5 separate regions of the Homo sapiens genome follow, and regions 2, 3, 4 and 5 are each linked to region 1. Evidence: chromatin contacts called from ENCODE Hi-C or POLR2A ChIA-PET data. All regions are on one chromosome and are shown on one strand. Each heading gives the region's core, a stretch centred on a gene start or an enhancer-like site at or near the end of the contact. The rest is flanking DNA. Distances are from core to core; before and after follow the strand shown. Region 1 holds the start of HELLS (helicase, lymphoid specific). Region 2 holds the start of PDLIM1 (PDZ and LIM domain 1). Region 3 overlaps PDLIM1 (PDZ and LIM domain 1). Region 4 overlaps LOC107984257 (a long non-coding RNA gene). Region 5 holds the start of PLCE1 (phospholipase C epsilon 1).

Region 1 (5,288 bases), core at 1,438-3,937:
AGGTCTAGGGCAAATTTTAAGGGATCAGAGAGCAAGGGAAAAGATTTAGGAATGTTGGCTTGGCAGGGTCTGATTGGAGGGCTTCAAATTGAACCATTTAACGTAAGGTACTGTTATAGAACTGAACTGTGGTCCACTTGCCTGGCTCAGGAAGACAAGACTTCCACACTGAGCTTTTGCAGCTGTAGGAATTGGGGCAGCTCATGCTTAAGACCCAAACTCCCTGATGGCTTGCAGGTAAGGATTTTTAAAGGCAGGGGTAAATTTCAGGAAAGCAGAAATTACAGGCAAAGTCATTGATTAATACATGGAGTCTATGTATTGTTTCGACCGCCATCTCAAAGGGTAGGTAGGTCAAAAGGTGGATTAAAAGGTAGGTCATAGATGGATTAAAAGGTTTTCTGATTTGCAGTTGGTTCAGGAGGTGAAGCTTTGTCTAAAAATTTGGGGAGCTGGGTGTGGTAGAGTGTGCCCGTAATCCCAAAATTTCTTTCCCTTTGACTTGGGAGGCTGAGTGGGAGGATGGCTTGAGCCCAGGAGTTTGAGACCAGCCTAGGCAATATAATGAGACTCCATCTCAATTTTTAAAAATTAAAAAATAAAAATTTGGGATCAGCAGAAAAGAATGCTAGCTCTGCTTGTGTGTGTGACCTCCTCCAGGCCCCTAGGAATAAATTTAGAACAAATGAGGCAGCAGAGTGCCAGCACATGTGTTTGGTGGCGCTTGGGGTTTCTAAAAAACAACTCAGAGACATGTGTTAAGATATTATCTCTAGTTTTTATAAAGGAACCAAACATCTCCTGAATCTAACTTCCTGGGCTGTTGTTTTAGGCTACCATTACCTTCTTCCTTATCAAGTTGCTTATTTACTTGTCAGGGCTAGCTAGGTTCCTGGAATTTCCCTTGAAGCAACTCAAGATTTCCCTTTATTCCCATGGTTTTTTTTTTTTTTTTTTTTTTTTTTTTTTTTGAGACAAAGTGTAGCTTTATCACCCAGGCTGGAGTGCAGTGTTACAATCTCGGCTCACTGCAGCCTTGACCACCTGGGATCAAGTGATTCTCCCACCTCAGCCTCCCAAGTACTAGGACCACAGGCATGTGCCACCACAGCCGGCTAATTTTGGAAATGTTTGTAGGGGCCAGGCACAATGTGTCACGCCTGCACTCTCAGCACTTCCGGAGGCCGAGTTGGGAGGATCCCTTGAACCTAGGAGTTCGAGACCAGTCTAGATAACATGGCGAAAAACCGTCTCTACCAAAAAACAAAAACACACAAAAACCCCAAACCAACAAAAATTAGCCTGGAATGGGCTAATGTCCGACACTAAAATGTCCGGGCGTGGTGGCACGCACCTGTAGTCTCAGCTACTTGCTAGGCTGAGGTGGGAGGATCAACTGAGCCCAGGAGGTGGAGATTGCAGTGAGCAGAGATCGTGCCATTGCACTCCTGCCTGGACGACAGAGTGAGACCCTATCTTAATAAAATAAAATATAGAGACTAGGTTTCGTTTCTATTTTTTATGAGACGGAGTCTCTCCCTGTTGCCCAGGCTGGAGTGCAATGGCGCGATCTCTGCTCACTGCAACCTCTGCCGCCCAGGTTCAGGCGATTCTCCTGCCTCAGCCTCCCGAGTAGCTGGGACTACAGGCGCCTGCCACCGTGCCCGGCTGTTTTGTATTTTTAGTAGAGACAGGGTTTCACCATCTTGGCCAGGCTGGTCTTGAACTCCTGACCTCGTGATCCACCCGCCTTGGGCTCCGAAAGTGCTGGGATTACAGGCGTGAGTCACCGCACCCGGCTTGTAAACTCTTAAATTTTGTATAGACACAATCATACAAGTTGTGGGAGTCAAAATGAAGGAAACGGGTGGTTACATGGTAGGTATATTTAATGCCATACATCTTAAGAAATTGGAGGTGGGAAAGGGAGCCCTGGAGAGGGAGACAAAGGAAATAGTTGAAAAGGAATGCAAACAAGAAAAGGAGGAATTGAAAGCTGAAGTGAAAACCAGGGACAAGAAAAGCTCCGCTCCTTCCTTCACTGCCCACTCGAATGAATGAATCCTGTTTGGTTTCCTGAATCTTCCTTCTGCTGGCCACTCCGCTTGGTCCATCACTTCTTTCAGCTTGCCCTTATCCTAAACAGCTTTCTTTAACCCAGTCATAATCTTAATTTCCTGTTCCTTCTCTCTCCCGTCCCACCCACAAAAAAGCCCTCCTCTTTGTCATTTTGGGGGATTTTTCACTTAAGATGTGAGCCGCGCGCTGCGGGTGCGGCGAGGCTGGCCCTATAAAAATGTTTCTGTTTCTGACATCCTCGTGCAGATACGCAGACGTCTCTACCTACAGGATCATGGGCTAGCGGGTGCTCAATCACAGCAGCCAGCGTTGGAAGGCGCCTTGCAAAGTATTAACAGCACTATCAAACTTTAATTGCGTAGTTCGGAACCAGATATGTGAGGAAACTGGGTTCTCCACGATCGGCCACCTCGCCCAATCTCACAGGATAGTTACAGGCTGAGTTCGGCAGCGGGACCCAGTTTCCTCCTGAGAGAGGTCCAGGTAAAGGTTTACGGTTGCCACAGGTCAGTCCTGACGAAAACCGCAAGCTGCGCCAAATCTCGCGCAGCGGGGCGGGAGGGCGGGTGGGGAATGTAAGGTATCGCGAGATGACAGGATTTTCCCGCGAAGGAGAAGCGCGCTTTTTTCCCTGGCGGGGGATTTGGCTAGAAGGCTGGGCCGGCAGCGGTTGTGAGGAGTTAGCTCGCGGCATTGCAGGCTCTGAGAGGAGGGGACCCGGTTCCCGGGTGAGTGTCCAGGCATGCCAGCGGAACGGCCCGCGGGCAGCGGCGGTGAGTGAGGAAAACCTTTTGGGCGCGGGTGGCAGCCTGCGGGGCTGAGGTGGGCAAGCATGGAGGCTGCGGCGGAGTTTCGGGGAGGGAGCCGACCCCGGGCAGGGACTGAGGAGGAAAGGAGGGTTGGGAAACTGCAACGGTGAGTGGAGGACACCCCGGAATCGCACGTATTAGCATGCCGGTGAAGATTTCACATAGGCAACTGCATTTTCCCGAGCATCCCGAGTTGTAAACTGTGGTCCAGGCGACTTGTAGACATTGTGAAGACTTACGGTGTCTTCTGAGAGGTGATGCTGGCGTCCCCTCGGTCTTCAGCTTTTGCTCCAGTGCATCTCGGGTGGGAGAAAGGCTGTTTCTTGTTGGAGTTGAGTAGTTGGTAATTTTTTTAAAACTGCAATTTGAAAGCTTTCTCCCCCGTCAGGCTCGGAGGCTCCAGCAATGGTTGAACAACTGGACACTGCTGTGATTACCCCGGCCATGCTAGAAGAGGAAGAACAGCTTGAAGCTGCTGGACTAGAGAGAGAGCGGAAGATGCTGGAAAAGGTAATTTAGGCATCAGGTTCGTCGTCGTGAAAGCCTGTGGTAACCTCGGCTTTAACCCGGAGGTGTGGTTTGTGTTCTTTGCTTTCCTATTTAGTGGGCTTTTTAATAACTGAAAGAAAACAGCTTTATTACTTGTCTTTTTTGTATGTTTACAGATATTGCCTTTGAGAATCCTTTCGCAAGTGCTTTGAATGGTGTGTTTCTATGAGATGTAGTCTTGGTAGTCCCATCACTTTTAAATGAGCATTTCAGATTGCTTGTTTAGCCATGAAAAGTCTTTCAAAGTCCATAGTGAGTTTTTTCGTTTGTCATCCTTATTTCCTTTAAAAATTACCTTAAATGTATGTCTCATGGCAAACAGGAATCGCTAAAACCTGCAGAAGTAATGTACTAGACTGAGGGCAGGAGAAGTTAGCATCAATCAAAGGCTGGGCTGGAATCCAAGTCTAATGATTTCCTTATACTGTAGTGCTGTTTTCCACCTAAGTGATCAACTTGCTGTTTGTTTTTCTTTTGGTTTCATGGCCTGTGTATTGCTACATAAGATTCTTTAGCTAAAAATGTGCCGTACTTTTTCAATGACAAGTTGCTGTAGTTTTCTTGTAGAGAGCATTTTGTAAGTTACTAAAAACAGTTTTTAACCTGAAAAATTCTTGTTTATTCTAAAGCCCCACCCTGCTGCTTGATTCATATGCAAGAAAAAGAATGATCGTTGACTCTTAAGTACTGCCTAGTACGTGGTTTTCTTGTGCTTTATTAATTTATTAAACTCTACCGATATTATGATATAGGTTATTTTTTGTTATTTTCATTTACAAATGAAGAAACTGAGGGAGAAGGGCACATAGTAAGTGTTGAAGTCAAATTTCAACTCAGGCTGCCTGCAGAATTTCTGTCCTTAATAATAGTGAATTAACTCATGATTATAAAACTACTTAAGTTGGAAAATAATGCATTCCAAAAACGAGTAATGAGGCCGTTGGTTCCCTGTTATGTCAACAATAATTTTTTTGTCAGCATTGTTAATACTTCTTGAACATTTATTAGGAGTCATGCATTGTTTTGAATGCTTTATATGTATTTACTCATTGAATCCTCAACTATTCTGTAAAGTAGATGTTCATTATTACTATTACTGCTATTAAACTTACTAGTTTAATTACTAGTATAAACAATTGCTATTATTGAACTACACAACCAAATAGGTTTTATTAGTCATCTTATTTTACAGATGAGGAAACTGAGGCACATAGAGGTTGTTTGGGTGCCACAGTTGGTAAATGGCAGAGCTAACATTCCAGTGTAGGCCATGTGGTTCTAGAATGCACATTTTTTAACTACCATGCTATAGTTCCACTCCAGTAATACTCCTTCCGTTATTACTGATGATCTCTGGTTGACTATAACCAGTTAAGGTAATATATTAACAAATTTTCTTTAAGTAACATCAATACTTTTTGCTTCAGGGTAGATGTGAATTAACAGAATTGAGAGGTCTGACCTGAACCACCTTTTCTCATTCTTTGAATTTTCATAGTACTTTATTACACAGAATTTACCATGACCAAATAAGTAATGATAAATACTTCATACTACTTTTTGATTCTTTCTCACTTTGTTTCTTGAGGGTGCATCACTTGCTGTTTTGTTTTTGTAGGCTTTGCACCTGGCACATAGTAGGCAATCAGTAAGTGCTTATTGAATAGCTAACGATGATAAAATGGTATTTTATAATATACAAGATTATATACATATACTAAATATACTTATTAGCTATATAACCAGATGAATTATAAAGTATAAATTCTGGGGCAAGTGCCCAGAATGGAATCAACTGAAGAAGTCTAAGAGGGATGTGATAATTTTGTCTTGAGTAATGTATCTTCAGTT
Region 2 (5,288 bases), core at 1,132-3,631, 750 kb after region 1:
TGGACCAGCACCAGATCTCAGATGGCCACACCAGGGTCCCTTTATGACAATGACTTTCCCATTCCCATGAGGTGAACAGGCTCACAATTTTTCCATGTATTAATAAGGAGCTGAAGAGAAACAAATAAATTACTGTCAGCATGAAAATGTTACCTCTTCTGAGTCACTTCCACTTTTCAATTAAAGCACCTGCCAAGGGCATTATAAAGATTAGTTTCCATCACTAGACCATGAACACCTTGAGAATGGAGCTGTGCCCTCTCATTTCTGAGGCGTTTGCACAGTTTCTGGAATATGATACGTGCTCATTAAACACGTGCACACGCCATAAATAAATAATATAAATAATAAATGAGTGAATATATGAAGGTAAAAACCAATGAATTCACAGTGTGGTGTTTTCCACCCCATTCCATCATTCACTCATGCATTAAGACTTTTAAAAGCAGCTAAAGTGAAAGGCAGTAACTGCCCTTTTAACAGATTGCCAATACATCCTCCACTACTTAAAAAAGGGTTTCATGTCATATATAAATCTCAGAAGTGGAGAGGGCTGACAGGTTAATTATAGACACAAAGAACAGGGACAAATGGACTATGAGGTAAGCGAGTTGAAATGTGCAGACACAATGTCCTCCCTGGACAAGCATTTATTAATAAGCCTGCAAGGATTTACCCAGCCCGGCCAGGTACAGGTCTGCTACCAGGCTCGGGGACGATTCTGGGGAAGGCACAGTTCCTGCGCTTGAGGAATTAGGCTGGTGGCTGGAAAGGCAGTGTGTACCTTTGAGAATAATCAGAGGTCTCTGTGGGACGAGGCAAACAGGTGGAAGATAAGGCCCAAAAACTGGCCCGCCTACTCTTTTAGGGGGGTGAGATAGAGAAGACCTCCTCACTGGGCCAGGCCAACCGGGAAAGAAGCATGGGTAGGACTGTGGCTGGCAGACAAGTCAAGAGGAGGCCACCAATTCTTCTCCTGCACCTCCCACCAAACTCCTTCAGCTGCTGGACGCAGGAGCTTGAGTCAAAAGGATCCATAAGGATATTTCCCTTTCTTCTCCACCCTTCCCCCAACCCCAAGTGAAAAAGAAGGATGTTTAGAAAGTCTGGGAGACAAGCTGAAGGGCAGCTTCAGCAGGCAGATGAGCCCAAGAATGGAATGTGCCGCCTACAGGCAAGGAGTGGCCATGGGTGGGGAGAAAGGGGACTTCTTTTTCTCCCTTTCCTCATTCGAGGTACTTACTGAGTCTCTTCTTGGTGCCCAAGCACTGAACGTGACATCTCTTAGTGGGACATCAACCTGTGTTTGGCCAGATTAAATGGCCAAAGCCCAGACCTCTGAACACTGAGTCTGGGTCTCCCTGGGGGTTTCACTTTATTAGGGGGGCAATGGTTCTGGTGGCCCCTGATTCAACGTGAGTCCTTCTAAAGATCCGAAGCCCCTCTTAGATTTCAAGCACCTCAACCCCACCCCAGGTGGACACCCCATCGCAGTATCTACTCATGCCCTGAGAAAAAAGGGCTGGTGCGGGGAGGGGAAAGAGATAATCTGGGAATGCTAGGAAGAATGACGGCGGGGCCACGTTCTGCAGAGGGGAGAATGACCAAGAGGGTTTACTTGAGTTTGTTTGTTGTGTTTATTTCCCGAATCCAGCACATTCTCCAAAAGCCATTCGAGGGGCGAGCCTCGGCCGTGGGTCAAGTCCAAAGAGCGTGTTTCGGTTGTTTTTTTAGGTTAATCCCACTTGCCCCCCACCCCAGTAAACTTCCCACCCACCCCACCTCACTTTCCAGGTCTTTCCTGTTGCGTTCGGCTGCACTGCGATCTGGGAAGAAGGGAGAAGTGCCATCTCCCAGCGCGCGGGATCTGCGGGGACCCTCGTCCCCTCGCTGGTTGACAAAGAACTAACACCCGCCCCGCCGCGCTTCCGGGGCCAAAGAACGAAAACTGCCTTCTTTTTTTCTGGCGGACACGGAGCGCGCCCGCGGCGGGCCGACCAGCCCGGGAGCGCAGCCTCCGCGAAGGGGCGGCGGGGAGCGGCGGGGCCCGGGCGCGCGGAGAGCGCTCAACTAACAGCGCACCTGGACGCGCCCGGCTGCGGTTCCGACTCCGTCCCCGACCGCGCCCGCGGGGCCCCAGTCTCCGCATATCACCTCCCATAGCGCCCCGCTTCCACGCACGTCCCAGCTGCTCTTACCCGGGAAATGGCGAGAGGCTGCTCGAAGTCCTTGCCGCCCACGAGGCGGAAGCCCCACGGCCCCGGGCCCTGGAGGTCTATCTGCTGGGTGGTCATGGCGCGGCTGTGGCGGGCGACGACCCGCGGGGACAGACGGGCAGGACGCGCGGAACAGCTTGCAGGGCACCCCCGGCGGCTGTCGGAGAAAGAGCGGCGCGGCGCGGGCCCGGGGAGCCTGGGGCTGGCGGGGGCAGGGCAACCGCGAGGGCCAGGGCGGGGGCGGCTCCGCCCAGGCCGCGTAGCCGCCCGCCGCCCCGCCCGTCCTCCCGCCCGCAGCCGCTCCCCGCCCTGCGCGCCGGCCTGGGGGCCCTGGCCCGGAGTCCCGCCGAGAGAGCGCGAGTCAGATGCGGGGCCGGGGCTCTCAGCAGCTCTGCCCGGGACCCCACACCGCCTCCCTCCCTCCTGTACGCACGGCCGCACCGCGGCTCTCGGGCCCGGGGCGGGTGCTAGGTGAGAGGGAAGCAGGTCCTGACAGCGAGACAAACTCGCGCCTCGTGCTTTGTAAAACGAGAAATTTGAAGTGCTGTGCCAAGTCAGCCCTCTGAGGTCGGCTCCGACTTCCCATTTGCTTTTTGTAATCGGTAATGATGTTTAAAAGGTGCTTTCGAACGATCTCATTTGATGCTGAGGCAACCGGGACGTTTAGTCCCATTTTACAGATGAAGTAACTGAGTCTGCTCAGTAGGTGAGAAGACTTGCCCGACGCTACACCACTCGTCAGCATCTGGACCACTGCCCGGGCCCAGTGCTGCAGAACCCCATCCTGGAACTTTTATAATGCTAATGAGACCATCACTCAGGTTATAACTGAACTTCAAGGCCTTCCTAGAAATCTTTCCTCCAGGCTGGAGTTCATGGTAGGTTCTGACCTCAACAGTTCAAACCTCAAGTTTGGGGCGGGCCAAGGGCCAAGTCAATGCAAAAGAAGAGCTGAGTCCGGGACCTGGATTCCCAGCCTCCCACCAGCTTCCTAGCCAGGCTCCCCCTGACGCCCTCCCGGTGGAGTGCATTCTCCACGCCGGACCAGACCATTTCTCATGCTGTCCATGGCGTCCCCACCTCACCACCAGTGAAAACCCAGATCCTTACAATGCCTACAAGGCCACCCCTAGAATGGCCCCAACTCCCTCTCTGACCCCAACTCCTCCTGCCCTTTCCTCACCTGCCCCCCAGTCTGCCAGGCTGTGCTCCTTGCTCCTAACTCAGGGCCTTGCCTCAGGGCCCTGTCTGCAATGCTGTTCTCCCAGACATCCCCACCACTCTCTGTCATTTTCTAGGGGCCGGACACGTGGCTCACGCCTGGAATCCCGGCACTTTGGGAGGCTGAGTCAGGAGGATCAGTTGAGCCCAGGAATTCTAGACCAGCCCCAGCAACACGGCAAGACCCTGTCTCTACAAAAAAATTTAAAAAAATAAAAATTAACCAGGTTTGGTGGGGCACACCTGTCCCAGCTTCTAGGGAGACTGAGGTGGGAGGATGGCTTGAGCCGGAGAGGTCAAGGCTGCAGTGAGCTGTGGTCGTGCAACTGTACTCCAGCCTGGGTGACAGAGTGAGACCCTATCTCAAAAACTAAAAAATAAAAAAAATGCAAATGTCATTTTCTGAGGTCATCTCTGAGCATCATTTAAGATATCCTCTCTAGAATGCTCTATTACCTTCCCCTGCCTTATTTTTTTCTTTTGTATGTATCACCATCTGGCATTCTCTATATTTTGTATATTTATTTGTTCCACCCCCACTCTTAAGCATTAATTCCATAAGGACAGGGGTTTTTATCTGTTTAGATCACTGCTGTGCCCCAGTGCCTAGAATAGTGCCTGGCACATAGTACTTAATGTATATAACACATTGGCCATCCTCAGGACCACTTACCCTCTCTGGGCCCAGTTTCTTCGCAGTTTTCTTGGCACCCATTCATCCTGGTACCCAGGCCCCAGCACAGTGCTTGGCATAGAGCCCATGCTCAATGAGTTTGTTCCCTGTGCAGCTCTGTCTCCCTGTGATCCTGGCCTACCTACTGAAGAGCCCTGTGCACAGATTTACACATAAAAAGATTATCTTGCTTGTCCAATTGTGTGACAGCACAAATGCCTATGTTTGGGAATAGTTTGTTTGCTTTTAGAAATCCAAGTGGAGGGCCGGGCACGGTGGCTCACACCTGTAATCCCAACACTTTGGGAGGCCAAGGTGGGCGGATCACCTGAGGTCTGGAGTTCGAGACCAGCCTGACCAACATAGAGAAACCCATCTCTACTGAAAATACCAAAAATTAGCCGGGCGTGGTGGCGCATGCCTGTAATCCCAGCTGCTCGGGAGTCTGAGGCAGGAGAATCACTTGAACCCGGGAGGTGGAGGTTGTGGTGAGCCGAGATCACGCCATTGCACCCCAGCCTGGGCAACAAGCGCGAAACTCGGTCTAAAAAAAAAAAAAAAAAAGGAAATGAAAGTGGAGTTGTATGATTATACATCCCTCTCAACCTCTTGCAACCTGATATTCTTTCCTGAACCTGAGAAAAAGAATGGTGTTATAGCCAGTAACCAGCCACCTGCTTTATGAACACCAAAAATACATTCTCTTTGTTTAAGATTCTGTTGATTAGAAAGCATGACTGTGTTTCAAGTCCCTGCAGAATTTGCAGGAATCACCGAATTCTGAATCTGTCCCTAGATGTGTAACCATCTTGAATATTTTCTGTCCTAGAAGGAGAAAAGGGTTGAAAAGTCACAGCTTCTGTGCTTCTGAAGGCAGAGACTGCCTTTCATTCATTCCAAGTGCCCTGCTAGCATGGACCTCAATCACAGTAGGTGTCAATAAGTGTTTATTCCGTACAATAGTCTATACAGACATAGTGCACTAATGTGTTAGCAAAATGTCTGTGAGACTTGAGTCCTCAGTTGCTTTGTTTTTAAATGTCCTCGGTTGTAGTCTGGCTCTACATAACAAGAGCTATAAAACAGTCAGCCCTTTGACCCAGTCATCCACTTTCTGGGCAACAATTCCAAGGACATAATTTTTAAAAAGAAAAATGCTGTATGTATACAGATATTTA
Region 3 (5,288 bases), core at 1,034-3,533, 690 kb after region 1:
GAAATCCAAGATGTCTTTGTTTTAAGGTGTGTTTAAAGTTGTGTTGTCCAATACAGTAGCCACTACCCCCATGTGTCTACTGAGCACTTGAAATGTGGCTTGTGACAAATGTTGAAATGATAATACTTTGGATATATAGTATTATATAAAATGTATTATTGGCCGGGCACGGTGGCTCACACCTGTAATGTCAGCACTCTGGGAGGCTGAGGTGGGCTGATCGCTTGAGCCCAGGAGCTCAAGATCACCCTGGACAACATAGCAAAACCCCACCTCTATTAAAAAATATAAAAATTAGCCAGGCACGGCGACTTGTGCCTGTAGTCCCAACTACTCAGGGGACTGAGGTGGGAAGATCACTTGAGACCAGGAGGTCGAGGAAGCCATGATTGTGCCACTGCACTCCAGCCTGGGTGACAGAGCAAGACCTTGTCTCAAAAAATATAAAAAAGAAAGTATTACTGGCCGGGCGTGGTGGCTCACACTTGTAATCCCAGCACTTTGGGAGGCCGAGGTGAGTGGATCACAAGGTCAGGAGTTCGAGACCAGCCTGGCCAACACAGTGAAACCCCTTCTCTACTAAAAATACAAAAATTAGCTAGGCATGGTGGTGCGCGCCTGTAATCCCAGCTACTTGGGAGACTGAGGCAGGCGAATGGCTTGAACCTGGGAGGTGGAGGTTGCAGTGAGCCAAGATTGTGCCACTGCACTCCAGCCTGGACGACAGAGCTAGACTCTGTCTCAAAAAAAAAAAAAGGTATTATTACAATTAATTTTACCTGCTTTTTTTGTCTTTTCACATTGCTACTAGAGAATTTTAAATTACATTCATGCGTTGCATCATACTTCTATTGGACAGCGATGAAGCAGCAATCACCCATTTACAGATTTACCAAGCTTGTGGACTATCTGCCACTAGCAAGGTACTGAGCTGAGTGCCGAGGAGAAAAGGCTGAAAAAGACAAAGGATCAGCTCTCATGCAAGGCTTCTTTCCTTTCACGAGATGAGTGATTAGTGTCTTGTGTGATGCATGCCAAGAAGGTGTCCCCTGGGTATGGAAGCATAGGAGAGTGGCATCCAAGTCATGCTGGGCAGTCAGGAAGCCTGTCTGGAGGAGGAGGTGGCTCAATCTCGAAAGACAACAGAAATTTATTAAATGTTAAAAGTAATCAAGGGGTGCAGGAAGAGCATACCAAGTCAGAGAAAACAGCTTGATCACAGTCTGCATGACTCTGGCTGAGTTTTTCCTCTTCAAGAAATTTTCTGAAAGCTTAGTAATTAAAGATGGCTACAGAGTTAGACTGTTCCTTCCAATCTTTTCATTTTAGAGGAAGCATGAAAGAGAAACAATCAGATAAATATGGTAGGCATGAAGCACAAAAAATAGGCCAAATCTCAAATTGCTCTCAGCAGTAATTTTTTTTTTTTTTTTTTTTTTTTTTTTTGAGACGTAGTCTCACTCTGTCACCCAGGCTGGAGTGCAGTGACACAATCTCAGCTCACTGCAACCTCTACCTCCCAGGTTCAAGTGATTCTCCTGCCTCAGCCTCCAGAGTAGCTGGAACTGCAGGCATGCACCACTATGCCCAGCGAACTTTTGTATTTTTAGTAGAGACAGGGTTTCACCATGTTGGCCAGGCTGGTCTGAAACTCCTTACCTCAAGTGATCCACCCACTTCAGCCTCCCAAAGTGCTGGGATTACAGGCATGGGCCACCACGCCCGGCAGAGCAGTAAATATTTGTATGTGCCAAATACTGGGGGCAAAAGGGAAGGGCTTCTTTGCCACATAACACAACTGGCACTTAGGGGTGGTAATGCTGACATTCTGTTTCATTCAGTCAGGAAATGAACTCCTCATACAGGCTATATTGAATAGTAATAATGGTCACCTGAAGCTGTTGGTGTTTGGCCTCCCCTGGAAGCAAGATATCTGTATGAAAGACCCACACCTAAGAAGTAATACTGACAAATGTCAGACATTTGATTGGCACATTATCTGAGGAGAGGGATTAGAGAAAGTTCTAAGTATCCATGACTCATCTATTCCTTACAATCAAAATCCAAATCATGACTGTTAATGTCTTTGTAAATGAGTCAGACCTGCTGTGGTTCAGAGACTTTTCATTTTATGTTGATTTCTAAGAATTGCATAGTTTAAGCCACCTTGACTTTTATAAGCGTAGAAACAGATGGGGTTTAAAGTAAGAACTCATTAACTGCCAAAAAATAAAAAAAAGAAATCGAGAGCTTTAACATGACATGATTTTCTGCCTGAACAGTTTCAGTTCTGCTTGTTGTGGCACTACAACAGCTCACGTGCATGAACTGTCCATCGTACATTCTGGCTTCAGAGTCTGTGGTATGAAATCCTGGTACTGATTACAATTCTTACTATTAGAGTATGTACCATGTTAGTGCATTCATAATGAAAGGTCATGAACTATTACCAAGGGTGGTGAGCACTGCTCAAGAATAGATGGTTGCTCCTTTGGAGGAAAGAGGGTTGCTTGGAGTACCCTGTCCGCCTCTCATAACAATCACTTAGTCTCAGTGTCTGGAGGGATGGGGGCACCACTGAGCCCATGAGGGATTAGTCACCAGGAGATAAACTGTGGTGACCTCAGATCTTGACTCAGGACTCGTTCTTAGCAGCCAGGGTCCTCAGTCTCCTCTGTGAGGAGGACACAGTGGCCATGTCCTGGGCTCTCTGCTGCTGCTGGACACTTTCCTGAGGTTGCTGCCCTTCATGAAGGGGAGCAGCTGTGATGTCAGCAACCAGCCTGAAGAGGGACTTACTAGGGAATGTTTCCAAGCCAACTGCTAATGCTCCCACCTATTATTTGGGAAGCATTCATTTCCTCAGATAAGCCTCAGAACAGCCCAATGCAAAGAAAACTTGATTTCATTAAAACAGAGCTAGGGGCCGGGCGCGGTGGCTCACGACTGTAATCCCAGCACTTTGGGAGGCCAAGGCGGGCGGATCACGAGGTCAGGAGATCAAGACCATGCTGGCTAATGTGGTGAAACCCCGTCTCTACTAAAAATACAAAAAAATTAGCCGGGCGTGGTGGCAGGTGCCTGTAATCCCAGCTACTCCGGAAGCTGAGGCAGGAGGATGGCGTGAACCCAGGAGGTGGAGCTTGCAGTGAGCCGAGATAGCGCCACTGCACTTCAGCCTGGGCGACATAGCGAGACTCCGTCTCCAAAAACAAAAAAAAAACAGAGCTAGGTATCTTATATTAGCTTTACAGAAAGAGGATTTCAAGCAAGCTTCGAAGAAATGTAAGAACAGAGCTTGTTAAGATGCAAGTTGCGGGGGAAAGGCCAGTAAATCTGAGAGAAACAAGAAACCCAAAACAAGAAGACAGGCCTCAGAAATCTCATCAGGCTTGAGTAGGAAATGGGACACATAATCAGATAACAGACACCACACTGCTTTGTAGTCTATACATTTATTGAGTAAAAACAAAATCAGTGTCAGACACGTTATATTTGATTGGGTTCAAATTTGGCTGATGTCCAAATGCAGCAGAGAAGAACGGTGGGGCGAAGGGACACAGTGTTGCTGACAAGGTGACACTGAACAAAACAGTTTTCCTTTAATTGTAAAAGCGGGCATCGCACAGCTGGTGTGAGTCAATTAACCAAGGCAGGGAGGGGACTCAATGTTTTACAAGCAGAGGGAAAACCAAAGTAAGCAGAGAACTTTCAAGAGAGGAGAGGGCCAGAACACTGAGAGAAAAAGCTGCAGCAGAGGCCTGCTGGAGAACAGTGGTCAGATCTGCTGGCTCACTTGGGGAACACAGTGACCACTTCATAACCCTCAGGTGGTGTGACTCGCTCCCGGGCATGCTTCTCACAGTAGATTTGATCCTCCACAAAGAAATGGCCCTTCTGTTTCAGGTTGGTGCCACAGTCAGTGCACACATAACACTCAGGGTGGCGGTGACGGTCCCGCAGCTTCACAAACACACCACTACAGAAGCAAGGGAGGGAAGGGACTCCATCAGTGACAAGCACCTGCAGGTGGCACCTGAGCAGGTGGCACCATCCTTCCTGAGCAGGGGCCTGGGGCTTCTCCCCAGGAACCCATCACAGGGGAAACCAGGGCCTCCCAACTGGCCTCCAATCATAAGGGACTTGCTTCTCCTTCCCAGGGTCCAGAGACATTTTTCCAAAAACCCCTCCTACTTCAACAGGGCAGCCCTGATTTTTCTCATTTTACATGTTCATAACCTAAGGGCTCCGCAGTGAAGGAAAACCTTCACAACCTGGCTCTGGGACACAGGACCTTTCTGGCCTCTCTGTTGCATTTTTCCAGGAGGGATTTGTCTCCCTCACAAGCAAAATGTGCAACATCCAGCACTTTCCACATTTTCATGGTTTACCCAACCTGCAGGGTCTGCAAAGGCTGTGGGAAGCAGATACTCACACAATCCCAGTGCCACATTTGTCACACATAGGCAACTTCTGAGCATTTCCAATCGACGCAGCCACTTTAGTGACAGGAGCTTTAACACTTCTGAATCCTGAGGGCTTGTTGGGATCCCCTGAAATGAGGAAAACACTGTCATTGGCCAGGAAGGGCAGAATTGCATAAGTATCACTCAGCTCTTCAGAACCACTTATAAATATATGTTCAAGCAAGGCCATGGGAACTGGAGTGACTCTGCTCTGTGATCCTGGGCAAGTAACTTAGCCTCTCTGGTCCCCAGTTTATTTTTCTATAAAATAGGAGATTAACACCTGGCCAAAGAAAAGCCCAAAAAGCCAAGACAATCCTAAGCAAAAACAATAAAGCTGGAAGCATCATGCCACCCAAATTCAAACTATATTACAAGGCTACAGTAATCAAAACGACATGGTACTGGTAGAAGAACAGAGAACAGAGAACCCAGAAACGAGACCACACACCCACAACCATCTGATCTTTGACAAACCTGACAAAAACAAGCAATGAAGAAAGGATTCCCTATTTAATAAATGGTGCTGGGAGACCTGGCTAGCCATATGCAGAAAATTGAAACTGGATCCCTTCTTTACACCATATATAAAAATCAGCTCAAGATGGATTAAAGACTTAAATGTAAAGCCCAAAACTATAAAAACACTACAAGAAAATCTAGGCAATACCATTCAGGACATGGGCATGGGCAAAGATTTCATGATGAAAACCCGAAAAGCAATTGTAACAAAAGCAAAAATTGACAAATGGGATCTAATTAAACTAAAGAGCTTCTGCACAGCAAAAGAAACTATCATCAAAATGAAGAGACAACCCACAG
Region 4 (5,288 bases), core at 1,314-3,813, 640 kb after region 1:
TGGATATTAAGATGTAATTTTGGTAACAGAAGTCTTTCTAAAGATTGAAATTTGACATTAAAATACATTAATACAAAACAACAAAATAAGTTGGTCCCCTATGTTAGAATGACAGTTTGCTTACTGATTTGCTCTTAGTAAAATTTTAAGAGGTTTTATTTTTAATTCTAAAATCTTATTTAATAGAAGATTTAAACTAGTTCTAATTCTTCCTGAGATCTAACTAACTTCCCTAGTTTCAGATTGGAAATGCGGTGTCTTTCTTTCAGAATGGCCATTTCATTTCTAGAGGTAACATTTTTCTTTTTCAAACTTCTCAGATTTATATCCGAAATTCAACTTTCTCTGTACCACATTGCAGGTCATAAACCACTGCCTTCTGTTTTCTCCCCCTTTAAAAAGGTGTATCTTTTTGCATGGCCACAATGGTAACAGTGGTAGCTCTGTCTTTCAACATTTTTGTCAACTCCTGTAACATTTTTTCTCTGGTTCTAGTTCTGCTGTTATGGCCTGACACTGAAATGGTTAGCATGAAGGTCTGGAAAACCAATGTTTTCCTCCAACATAACTTGAATCTGTACTTTTGGCTTTTCTTCCTATGTCTAAATTGTTGTTCCATGTAACCAGGAAACTTCCCATGCTGTTACTAACAGCCATGTATTCCCTGGCTCATGGTACTAATTTCCTTGTTTACATTCCTCTAAAATACAGTGTACACTCATATCCCCGTACATACTCTTCCTGTGTCTGATTAAATTCAAGTACCCTTTTTGATTACTCAGGAAAACTAAGCTTTAAAAGGGTTCGAGTTTTCATATCCACATAACTTTCTGTATAGCTTTTAAGTCTCTGGTTAAATGACTATTCTTTTAACAGTGACCTGTGATTCTGTTTTGATCAAATGTTTTCAATCTTTGACAGGTTTCCCCAGAGTCAAAAATCCTAAATTAAGTCTTAAAATTAACTTCGGGACTGTTCAGCTGGGTCCCTGGAGAGTCTAAAGAATGGATCTCTCACCTTGTAGAGATATTAAATTATTAGATTTGGTAGACTGTATGAGCGGGCATTGTCAAATGTTGTGATACTGCATGGGAGAGCATTGTCAAATTATGTGATATTAGATCCCACTTCAGTTACATTTATAGGTATGTTATTGACACGCATGTTCCAAAAATTATATAAACTTATAAAAATTTAATGATTCATAATTTTGATTGTTACGCTAAATATTTGCTAAAGTTACATTTGTATAAATATGTTATTAATGCATTCTGAAGATTGTATGAAATTTATAAAAGCCTGGTGGTCCTGATGTGATGCTGTCAGTCATGATTCTGGTTATTGTCTTAACATGCTGCACGTAAGAGAAGTAACTAAATTTCCTTGTCAATTGGGAACTTTCATCAGATTTTCATCATAGCTATTCTGTTTCCATCATCCACAGTTCTGCTTTGAATTCGAAAAATATTTGCGATCAGCGATAGTCCAAATTTGCTTTTCATGGAAAAAACTCTTAACAGGTCCTCTTGAACACAGGTTTCTGATAACTTTCAGATCAATAAACTACCCCAGCCTTTACCACTATGCAATATAGGCATGTAAGAAACTTGTACTTATACCCTTTAAATATATTAAAACAAATGTTTTAAAAAAATAAACTAAACACAAATTCCTAGAACTCTAATAAACTTAAGGGTTCAAAAAACTGCTAAGCAAGATCAAGCAAAACAAAAAATCTATGAAATTAAGATAATATTTTTATAACTTTTATTTAAAACACTGTTGGTTGTATTCTAGATTTAAGAAAGGTTTCTCACAGATGTTATCTATAATTTACATCAGTTTGGTAAAGCACACTTGTAAACAAAGGTGGAAGCATTTGGTTTTTCTCCCTACTTGATCCCTCCAAAATTTGGAAACTATTCACAAATATTCTAATTTTCGTTTACATATCGGCTCTTTATAAGCAGGATAAAATCGGAAATATTGGTTATATTATCAAGGCTTTGACTGAAACATCATATTTAAGAATATGCATAAAATGCCCGGATTCAAGAGTTTCCAGCCTTACAGTGAGGGGAGAAAAATGTCACTTCCTGGCGGACCTGACAACCTTAGAACTTTTCGGGGAGAAGCTTGGCAGGGAGGGGACCTGGCAGCTGCTCCTGGGCAGGAACCAGAGGGCAAAGTCCGTGGCGACCCTCGGGCCTGGCGGGGACCTTACGCTTCCCGGCGTCTTTCCCTCTGCCCCGCCGGCTGCTGAGGGAGCGGCGGCCGCCCTGCGCCTGGAGGTCGTTCCCTCGCCTCCTCCGGGCCGCGGGTAGCGAGAGGCGGCGGCGGCCGGAGCCGGTGTGGGCGGCCTGAGGCGAAAGCCCGGCCGGCCCCTAGGGGAATGAAACAACCACCGGCTACCAGAGCAACAACGGCCTCCGCGGCTGCACCGCCGACTTCCCGGAGGAGCGAAGGCGCCCCGCAAAAACACGCCGCAGAGCGGAACCCGGGCCCCGCCGCCCCAGCAGGGGGCAGCAGCGACGCAGACAGGAAGCCCAGGTCCTGGGCGCTGGACACCTCGGCGGCCTCCGCGACCAATGAGCGCCACACCAACCTCCAGGCGGCGCTCCCACCGCACCTGCCGCCGCCGCCGCCCCGGGGCGAGAACTGCGCCGTCGGCCCTGCCACGCTGACCCGTGGGGCCCCGGCCGCCGCCCCAGGGTGACGAGGAGGAGCAGGACGGGGCCCCAGAGAAGGGCAAGAGCTCAGAGCTCGGGCTCCAGTGCCAGGAAAAGGCCAGGAGCAGAAGATGGAGAGATGGAGAAGCAGCAGGTGCGGAGAAGCGGCGCTCCACGGGCTGGGTCAGCATCCGCTGGCGGATCTTAGATGACTTTGAAGATGAGGAAGCAGGGCAGAAAGAGCGGAAACGAGAAGGTGCAATGACACAACGGAACCCAATGCAGAATCCAGCCCCAGGACTCAAACGCTGGCTTTAATTCCAACTCACACCCCGTGCCCCTAATCAGAGAGGATCAGGGGAGATGGAGGACCCAAGGAACCCTGGCACCTGAAGGGTGGGAATCTGAGGCCAAGACTGATTGTGGGAAATTGTGGGAATCAGGAAAGGAGGAAGTGAGGCAGAATGGGGGGACGGCGGGGGTGGGGGGATGGCGGGGAGCTGGGCTAGGAAGGATTAAAAATCAGAAGCTCAGAGGCGAGTAGATCATCTGACGTCAGGAGTTCGAGACCAGTCTGGCCAACATGGCAAAGCCCCGTCTCTAAATAAAATACAAAAAAATAGCCGGGCGTGGTGGCGCGCGCCTGTAATCCTAGCTACTAGGGTGTGCTGAGGCAGGAGAATTGCTTGAACCCGGGAGGCGGAGGTTGCAGTGAGCCGAGATGGTGCCACTGCACTCCTGCCTGGGCGACAGAGCAAGCCTTGTCTCAATAAATAAATAAATAGTTAGAACCTTAGGAAGGATCCAGAGGGGAACTGTCCTTAGGAAGGTGCATGCTGGGGATGAAGGAATTGGTTTTAAGACTCAGGAAGTGAGGGCAAGGGAGAGACGAGTGTTGGGGGTGCAGTGGGGTGCTAATGCAGCAGCCAAGCAGAAGACTGGAGGAAAACAGAGCCCTTCTCCTCCAACTCCAGCTGCTCCTCTGAGTCCCAGGCCACCTGCTCCTGTGTCTGCCAACCTACTGACATGTCTCCCAGCCCTGCTGGAATGCTGTTCCTCCTGATCTCTGCCCTGCCCCAGACCTTTCACTAACCCCACCACCCCCACTGTCCAGGTCCTACCACCCCACTGCCCCGACCATAGCCTGCCCCTATCCCAGATGCCTCTCCTTCCAGCCTCTTGCCCTAGGTGACACAAAGGGGACCTGGACATGCAGGTGAAGAGGGTGTTCTTCTGGGTCCTCCTGCTCAAGTATCCCGCTCATGCAGTTATGAGTGTGAGTAAATGTTGGATATGACACAGATTCTATTTCTCAAGCTGTTTCACACTGTGGTTTACCTAACAGTGTTTTTGTGGAATCATCTATGGGGATTTGGTCCTCCCTGCAGACCTCAGTGCAGATTTCTTGAGCAGCCTACAGGGGCTCTGGCCCCACCTGTCCACACCAAGTTCTGGGTCCTGCATGCCCTGCTTGGCCCAAATACAGCAAGGTTGACAGGATGGAAAGCTGAAAATGGTGACTTATAATATCGAAAAGTAAGGATTTCACGGCCCAGTGAAACAGAATGGAGAACCCAGAAATAAATCCTTGCATTTACAACCAACTCATTTTTGACCAAGGCACCAGGAACATACCTTGGGAAACAGATGGTCTCTTCAATAAATGGTACTGGGAAAATGAGACACGTGAAGAATAAAACTAGACTTCTATGCCTCATCATATATAAAAATCAAATCAAAATGAATTAAAAACTTACATGTAGGAAACTATGAAACTACTAGAAGAAAACATAGGGGAAATACTTTAGAACACTGGTCTAGGCAAAGATTTCCTGAGTAAGACCTCAAAAGCACGGGTAACGAATGCAAAAATTGATAAATAGAATTACATCAAGCTAAAAAGCTTCTTCACATCAATAAAAATAAAAATAAAGTGAAGAGACAACCCACAGAATGGGAGAAAAATTTTCCAAACTATTCATCCAACAAGGGATCACTAACAAGAATACGTAAGAACTCAAAAACAAAAATTCCAAATAATCCAATTTAAAAATGGGCAAAAGATTTCAATAGACATTTCCCAAGAGAAGATACACAAATGGCCAACAGTTATATGCAAACATGTTTAACATCACTAATCATCAGATAAATCCAAATCAAAACCACAATAAAATATAATTTAACCTCAATTAAAATGGCAATTGTCAAAAACTCAGAAAATAACAAATGCTGAAAAGGACACAGAGAAATGGGAGCGCTCAAACACTCTTCGTAGGAACATAAAATAGTTTATCCACTATGGAAAACTGCATGGAGGTTCCTCAAAGAACTAAAAATAGAACTATCATATGATTCAGCAATCCCACTGCTGGGTATATGCCTACAAGAAAGAAAATCAGTATGTCGAAGAGACATCTGCACTCCCAGTTTATTGCAGCACTATTCACAACAGCCAAAATATGAAATCAACCTAAGTATCAACGGATGAACGGATAAAGTGTGGTACATATATATGAAAAAAAAAGGATTTGTGAATATACTAAAAGCCATTGAATTGTATGCCTGAAATGGGGAAGTTGTATGCTATATGAGTTCTATTTCAATAAAGTTGTTTTTTAA
Region 5 (5,288 bases), core at 1,621-4,120, 550 kb before region 1:
GAAAGGGAGAAAATGGCAACTGCAAAAGCTGAGGGCTGCCTTGTTCCTTCAGTCCTTCCTTGGCCTTTGTGCTACCCAGATGTCTGTTGGCAAATTCCTCTGTTTGACGATCAGCAGCTGTTTGACAAAGATCAATGCATTAGTCAATGGTGCCCACACTGACTACTCAGTTCCCAAACTAATGGTTTGTTTATGAACGGGTTAACTGATGGCTGGCTTGTTGAGTGTGGCAAAGCGCCAATCCTTCTTCTGTAATATGTGCAGTAGAGGGTGTGGGGCCTCTTGTTGGCAACCACCACCATGAAGTCAGAGACCACTGCCCCCACCTCCTTTCTGAAAATTACAGGATAGGGGAGGCAGAAAGAAAGAGGGAAGATGGTTCCGTTTCTTAAAATAATTTTACTACTTAAATTCCCTAGTCTCTATGTTTATCATGTATTTAAATCAATTTCCATTGACTGGAGACCAGTATGTAATGTAATAAGCTCAAAAGACATGTGTGTTTTCTTCTGAAATTTCAAACATAGATGCACTTTACTGAAATAAAGTCTCCACAGGATTGTTTCTTGGGGCTGTTGTTGTTGTCTATGCAGAATGGTCTTGTATAAAGAGATGCATAACTTAGTTTACTGAAGCTGAATTTTCCATGGAAATTATCCAGTGCTTTCCCAATTCTCAGGCGCTTTATCTGACAGTCTTTCTTCCTCTAGATAATGGCTGGCAGCAGCCCACAGAGTGGAGGTTATATGGTGCACTTCTGAAAAAGTCTTGAATGGAGCCATTGTTCCCCTGAGATGGTCTGTGTGTTTCACTGAACAGAGAGCAGGGTGTAAAAAAGGCACCTTGTGTGCAACTGTTGGCGAGGTTGGGGAGTGAATTAAAATCTCCAGAAAGTCTGGGCAGTGCTGTTCAGAGGAGCAATGAACACTCTGGAAGTACTGTTAGCTCAGACATTCCAATGTGGTGAGGCAGCCTCGGGGACACGACTTCCCTCCAATCTCGTTTAGAGAGGGAGCCATGGGGCGAGCAAAGGACACTGATCTGGACCTGCTCTCTTTGCAAAGATTTGAGGAAGGCGCCCCTTTCTAGGGATGGGGCCACAGTGATTATCACACTTGGATAACTTTCCTGCTCAACGGACCTAGATTTGCCTTGCTTACTAATCATGCAATGACTCATTTGGAGGATTCAATGTTAACTGCTTGTGCATCTACCAGTTTGTAGCTATCTATTCCCATGTGCCAAATTAAAAAAAAAAAGTCTTTGGGGGTGCCAGGTGATGGATGAAGTTTGATATTATTTGATCATTAAATGAATTATAAAACCATAATATAATACTGTATATTAAATAAATAGCCTACCTTGTTTATTGTCAGTGATGCTACCTCTTTCCTCAGCCCTTTATTTACTTGTTCAGGATAACATAGCCTCAGGGATTGAGTAAATTACCACTTCTCACTGTCCTAGTGCTAAAATGCCAAGATCTTAAGGAACAAAGAATTTCTTTAGAGCCCTCTGCAGAGACCTTTCTGAAATCAGCTCTCCAGGGAGGCAATCATGTTAGTTTTCATTAAAGTCCTAGTGGTGAGAAAACAGCAAGACAGTTTAAGGACCAGACTGGCAGATTTTTCTTAACAGCAGGATTCTTTGGGCCTCCTGTGCTTTCTTGCTCCAACCTCTCCTGTGTTCTGGAGCCTCCAAGAAGGAGAGATCACTTTTAAGAGGGACCCGAAAGAAAGGGTCAAACATGAGCAGGAGGAAAGTGTGTGGGAGGAGATGCTCCAGGTAGAAGGCTCAGCTTAAGTTCAGGTACAGAGCTAGAGTGGGAGAGACATTCTGTTGGGTGATCCTTATTAGCCAGGGCATGCTGGGTTACACAGCCATGGAGAGTTAGTTTGGAGGGCAATAGGGAGCCAGTGAAGTTTTCTGCATAGATTAAAGTTGTAAAAAAGGAAGAATAATACAGCGGTGGTTTGAAGGATTGATTTGGTCCAAGGGAGAGGACAGTGGGAGGCGATATGGGCCACAGGAATGGGTCCTGATCGGATGTAGGAGAAGAGGTCAGGCCTAGGGAACGGTCTTCCATTAGAACAGGTAGAGGGAGGAGGCACAGGTTTAGGCGAAAGGGAGGAGGATGATGATTTGATTTTTTTTTCCAGGTCCTTGGCTCTCCTAAGACTCATAAAAGCCGCTCCAGCGGCTAAGGAAGTTCTGTGCAAAGCCTGTAGTTTCTAGTTGTGAAGATCTTCAGGTTTGCTTGAGCAATGAAAGAGTACTGGATTTGGAGTCCGCAGTCCTGGATGGCCACCATTACCAGCAAAAGGAGTATTTCCGGAGCCTGGCACAACGCTGGGCACATTGATGGGGCTCAATGAATATGTATTAAATGAACGAGTGACAGAACAGATTCGAGACTTGGTGCTGCCATCTACTACAGAGACCTTGATCGTGTCCTTTATCTGCCGTGAACCTCAGTTTCCATATCTGTCAACCAGGGGTGGTTCCCTGGGGTAGTGTGAGAGTAAATTCCCGCCGCCTGAGGTGTGCAGAGTTCCCGCCCTTCCCGGAGCCGGGCGCCCCAGGAGCGCTCTCTCTGGCTCCCGCCAGAAAGGATGGCTCCTAGGGGTCAGGGCCAGGGGTCTGGGAAGGGGTCGCGCCGCCAGCAGCCAGCTCCGGGGGAGGCGGCCGGGTCCTCGCTCCGCGCCCGCCTTCCCCGCGCGGCAGGAGCCGGGGGCGGGCCCGGCACAGGCCGCTCCCCCGCCCGGCCGCCCGCGGTGGCGCTAGCGGCCTCTCACCCGGGGCGGGCGAGTTCTGGGAAAGCCCGGCCCAGGGCGGGGGCCCCGCTGCCGCCCGCGCAGCCGCCGCTGTCCGGGCAGCGCGCACATCTCGGCGGGAGCGGACTGTGAACGGCGCGGGTCCACACGGTAACGCTGGGCAACGTGGGCAACGCGGCGGGCGGCGGGCTCGCGCGGCGGGAGGGGCAGCGGCGGCGCGCCCGGGCTCTACCTCCCGGGCTCTGCCTCCCGGGCTCTGCCTCTCGGGCACTTGCCTGGCTCCTGCGCGTTCCTGGGCATCGGCTCTGCAGCTGACACACAGTAGCGGGGACACCCGACGCCGCTAGCGACAGGCGCGCGGACGGCTGGTCCCAGAGGGACGCTGCGCTTGGGGACGCCGGCGAGACTCGCCAGGAGCCAAGAGGTGAGGAAGCGACTCTGTAGCTCGGTTCCTGAGGACTGGAGAAAGGGAAGGATGGGCTGGTTCTCTCCCAAGGCAGTCGACCCGCCTAAGGGAGCAGCCCGACTCCGCGTACCTGGCGGAAAAGTGTCCTCGCGCTCCCGGGGGACCCGAGGCGGGCGGTCCTCCAGGGCATGCAGGCCGCCCTCGCAGGGGCTAAAGGACACCCTGCCAGTGCCTTCACTCCAGACGCCTGCCTCAGGTCGCCCCTTCGTGTTGTGAATACGGTGTGGAGGTGGCCAGTGCAAAGAAAAACGTAAGCTCTTTTTGTGGCGGTACTTAGCAGCGGTATTTCAAGGAAAGTGCTCAAGAGATTGTTCCTGGAGAGATTTGTGTACATCAAGTCCTAGAAAATACAATATTGGACCAGGTCCCGCTCTAACTGATAACTAGAATAGCTAGCTTTGCCTTCAAGTCCTTTAATGCTACAGTAATAAATACACTAGAGCAAGAAGTCTTCTGTCGTGGCGAATGTTAGGTGCACAGCGTAAATTTGTGGAAGCTTTCGCCCCTCGCTCTGTATTTAAGCCATCAGACACTGAGTTCAGCCGACTTAACCAATTATTCAGTGTAAGACTCATTTAGTGATTAATCAGTGTCATTTTAAATAGTGAGTTCCCTGAATACCTGTTAAGTAGGATTCACGTCTTCGAAAAGTTTTATTTGCACGAAGGTCATAATTTCAGTTGCATTATGCAAAATTTGCCCGTAGGTCTTTTAGATCTCTGCAGGATTGGTATGTTTTCATGTTTCTTATACCCCCCGTAGAGGTAGGGCAGGGCCGCTGCCACAGAATGGGCACTACTGAGGCCAAGAATGCTTGACCCCACTAGGGAGAATTTTTGAGAGCCTGACTTGGGAGGTGGAAGCAGGTGACCCCATAGGTGCTTGTACAGGTGCCCAGTTGTCATTGAGGAGAGAGGTGGACTATCTCTAGGTTATTGTATGCATCGATGTCTTCATAAATACTTTTCTGAAGAATGTCTGATGGTGTTGTCATCTAGACCATCTGATGGCACATCTTCCCCCACATCCACCACTCTAAAGTCTAACCATCCTTCAAACTGTGTTTTGCTGGTGGTGTGAGGCTTTTCCTGAAACAGCCAACCTCCCCCTGCTCTGATTTCTGCAGCATTTTTTCTCCAGGGCCCTTTCTGCTCTCTACCTTCTGGGAGTTATTTATGTAGATGTCTCATTTTCCCTACTGAAGGCATTTGCTGTGGCTTTCATGGCAAAATGCTTGCACCTAGAAGACTCTAGAGATAATTGTGGGCCAGTATTAAATCTTAAGACTTTGGTTTTACAACATAAATATCTACTTTGGAGAAGGAGATAATATAATTGAAAGGAGCTAGAGGAATGTATAATGTTTACCATTAACACTATCCTTTATTTACAGCCCCATGGGGGAAATTCCCTTTATACCCAGGAGCCATGTCTTACCAGGTAAGAAGCCAGATTGAACTGGAGGGACATTCTTCCAGTCCTCTTAGTAACATAAACTCCTGGGATGTGGTCCAAGTTTGACCTGTCATTAAAAATTCCATACTCCAGTGGGTTAGAAGCTAGATTCCAATGAAGGCGGTTGGTTTTGTTTTTCTATTTACAACCATTCTTAGTCACATTCTTCTCTGGGCTTTTGTTGTATACTTTAAAAAAACTGTTTGATGTGCAATTTGTTACCTGTAACTTTCTAAATGAATAAAAGAAGATTGAAAAAATACTGTGCATGGTGGAAGAGTTTTCTAAAGTAGACAGCAGGGGACGTTTCCCATGCCTGGGCAAGAGGAGGGATTTGCACAGAGTGAGGCTTGCTGCACGTGTGTGTGTGTGTGTGTGCGCGCGCGTGTGTGTTCCACACACCTGGCTGACAGGCGCCTATATAGGACAGTTGCTTTAGTCTTAATGCCTTCTCTCTCTGCCGGAACTACTTCTGCGGTGGAAGAACAATAAAACAGAGCTTCTGGGTTCAGAAGGAGAAGCAGAGGAAAAGCCAAAAACAGTAGAAGCAGCTAAGAGTGTGAATTTGTTTGCTGAAGTTGCTTTCCTCCCAA

What was found. Hi-C counts contacts between places; a loop is a spot of excess contacts on that map. ChIA-PET counts read pairs that join two places held with the same protein, here RNA polymerase II (POLR2A). Pooled maps may share reads with other maps.
Region 2: a map with no recorded cell type shows a loop between it and region 1 (10-fold over the local background). The contact joins the promoter of PDLIM1 here to the promoter of HELLS in region 1. A Hi-C loop is called at or near these places in 6 of 37 single-sample maps with no recorded cell type and 9 of 50 pooled maps. POLR2A ChIA-PET finds 5 or more read pairs at or near these places in 1 of 52 experiments (activated naive CD8-positive, alpha-beta T cell).
Region 3: a loop to region 1 is called in a pooled map, with 14 times the contacts of the local background. The contact joins the enhancer-like site here to the promoter of HELLS in region 1. A Hi-C loop is called at or near these places in 5 of 37 single-sample maps with no recorded cell type and 14 of 50 pooled maps. POLR2A ChIA-PET finds 5 or more read pairs at or near these places in 2 of 52 experiments (GM12878 and WTC11).
Region 4: a map of naive thymus-derived CD4-positive, alpha-beta T cell shows a loop between it and region 1 (6-fold over the local background). The contact joins the enhancer-like site here to the promoter of HELLS in region 1. A Hi-C loop is called at or near these places in 1 of 168 maps with a recorded cell type or tissue (naive thymus-derived CD4-positive, alpha-beta T cell) and 7 of 50 pooled maps. POLR2A ChIA-PET finds 5 or more read pairs at or near these places in 2 of 52 experiments (HCT116 and naive thymus-derived CD8-positive, alpha-beta T cell).
Region 5: a map of chondrocyte shows a loop between it and region 1 (2.4-fold over the local background). The contact joins the promoter of PLCE1 here to the promoter of HELLS in region 1. A Hi-C loop is called at or near these places in 1 of 168 maps with a recorded cell type or tissue (chondrocyte).

Annotation. Positions count from the first base shown.
Region 1 is chr10:94,543,101-94,548,388 of GRCh38, forward strand. It overlaps HELLS (helicase, lymphoid specific), which reads left to right and starts at 2,688. Exons shown (of 22, transcript NM_018063.5): 1 at 2,688-2,852; 2 at 3,277-3,398. The coding sequence starts at 2,822. RefSeq lists enhancers at 1,744-2,368, 1,782-1,831, 2,369-2,993, 2,994-3,617 and a silencer at 2,542-2,621.
Region 2 is chr10:95,288,622-95,293,909 of GRCh38, forward strand. It overlaps PDLIM1 (PDZ and LIM domain 1), which reads right to left and starts at 2,382. Exons shown (of 7, transcript NM_020992.4): 1 at 2,199-2,382. The coding sequence starts at 2,294. RefSeq lists enhancers at 899-1,218, 4,943-5,032 and silencers at 1,940-2,049, 2,070-2,169, 2,220-2,609, 2,660-2,739, 4,383-4,452.
Region 3 is chr10:95,234,133-95,239,420 of GRCh38, forward strand. PDLIM1 (PDZ and LIM domain 1) reads right to left here. Exons shown (of 7, transcript NM_020992.4): 6 at 4,436-4,553; 7 at 3,440-3,979. The coding sequence ends at 3,793. Among named protein-coding and RNA genes, the nearest start is that of ACSM6, 43 kb to the left of the region's middle. Within about 2 kb of position 2,284, at least 7 of the 41 ENCODE cell types and tissues checked have a DNase peak (open chromatin) inside an H3K27ac peak, as active enhancers do.
Region 4 is chr10:95,181,248-95,186,535 of GRCh38, forward strand. All of the region lies in intron 3 of LOC107984257 (a long non-coding RNA gene), which reads right to left. It also overlaps the pseudogene PAWRP1. Among named protein-coding and RNA genes, the nearest start is that of ACSM6, 10 kb to the right of the region's middle. RefSeq lists silencers at 2,087-2,386, 2,577-2,906, 2,927-2,976. Within about 2 kb of position 2,564, at least 25 of the 41 ENCODE cell types and tissues checked have a DNase peak (open chromatin) inside an H3K27ac peak, as active enhancers do.
Region 5 is chr10:93,991,061-93,996,348 of GRCh38, forward strand. It overlaps PLCE1 (phospholipase C epsilon 1), which reads left to right and starts at 2,871. Exons shown (of 33, transcript NM_016341.4): 1 at 2,871-3,198. It overlaps LOC105378438 (a long non-coding RNA gene), which reads left to right. Exons shown (of 4, transcript XR_946215.2): 4 at 2,160-2,659. RefSeq lists a silencer at 2,685-2,974.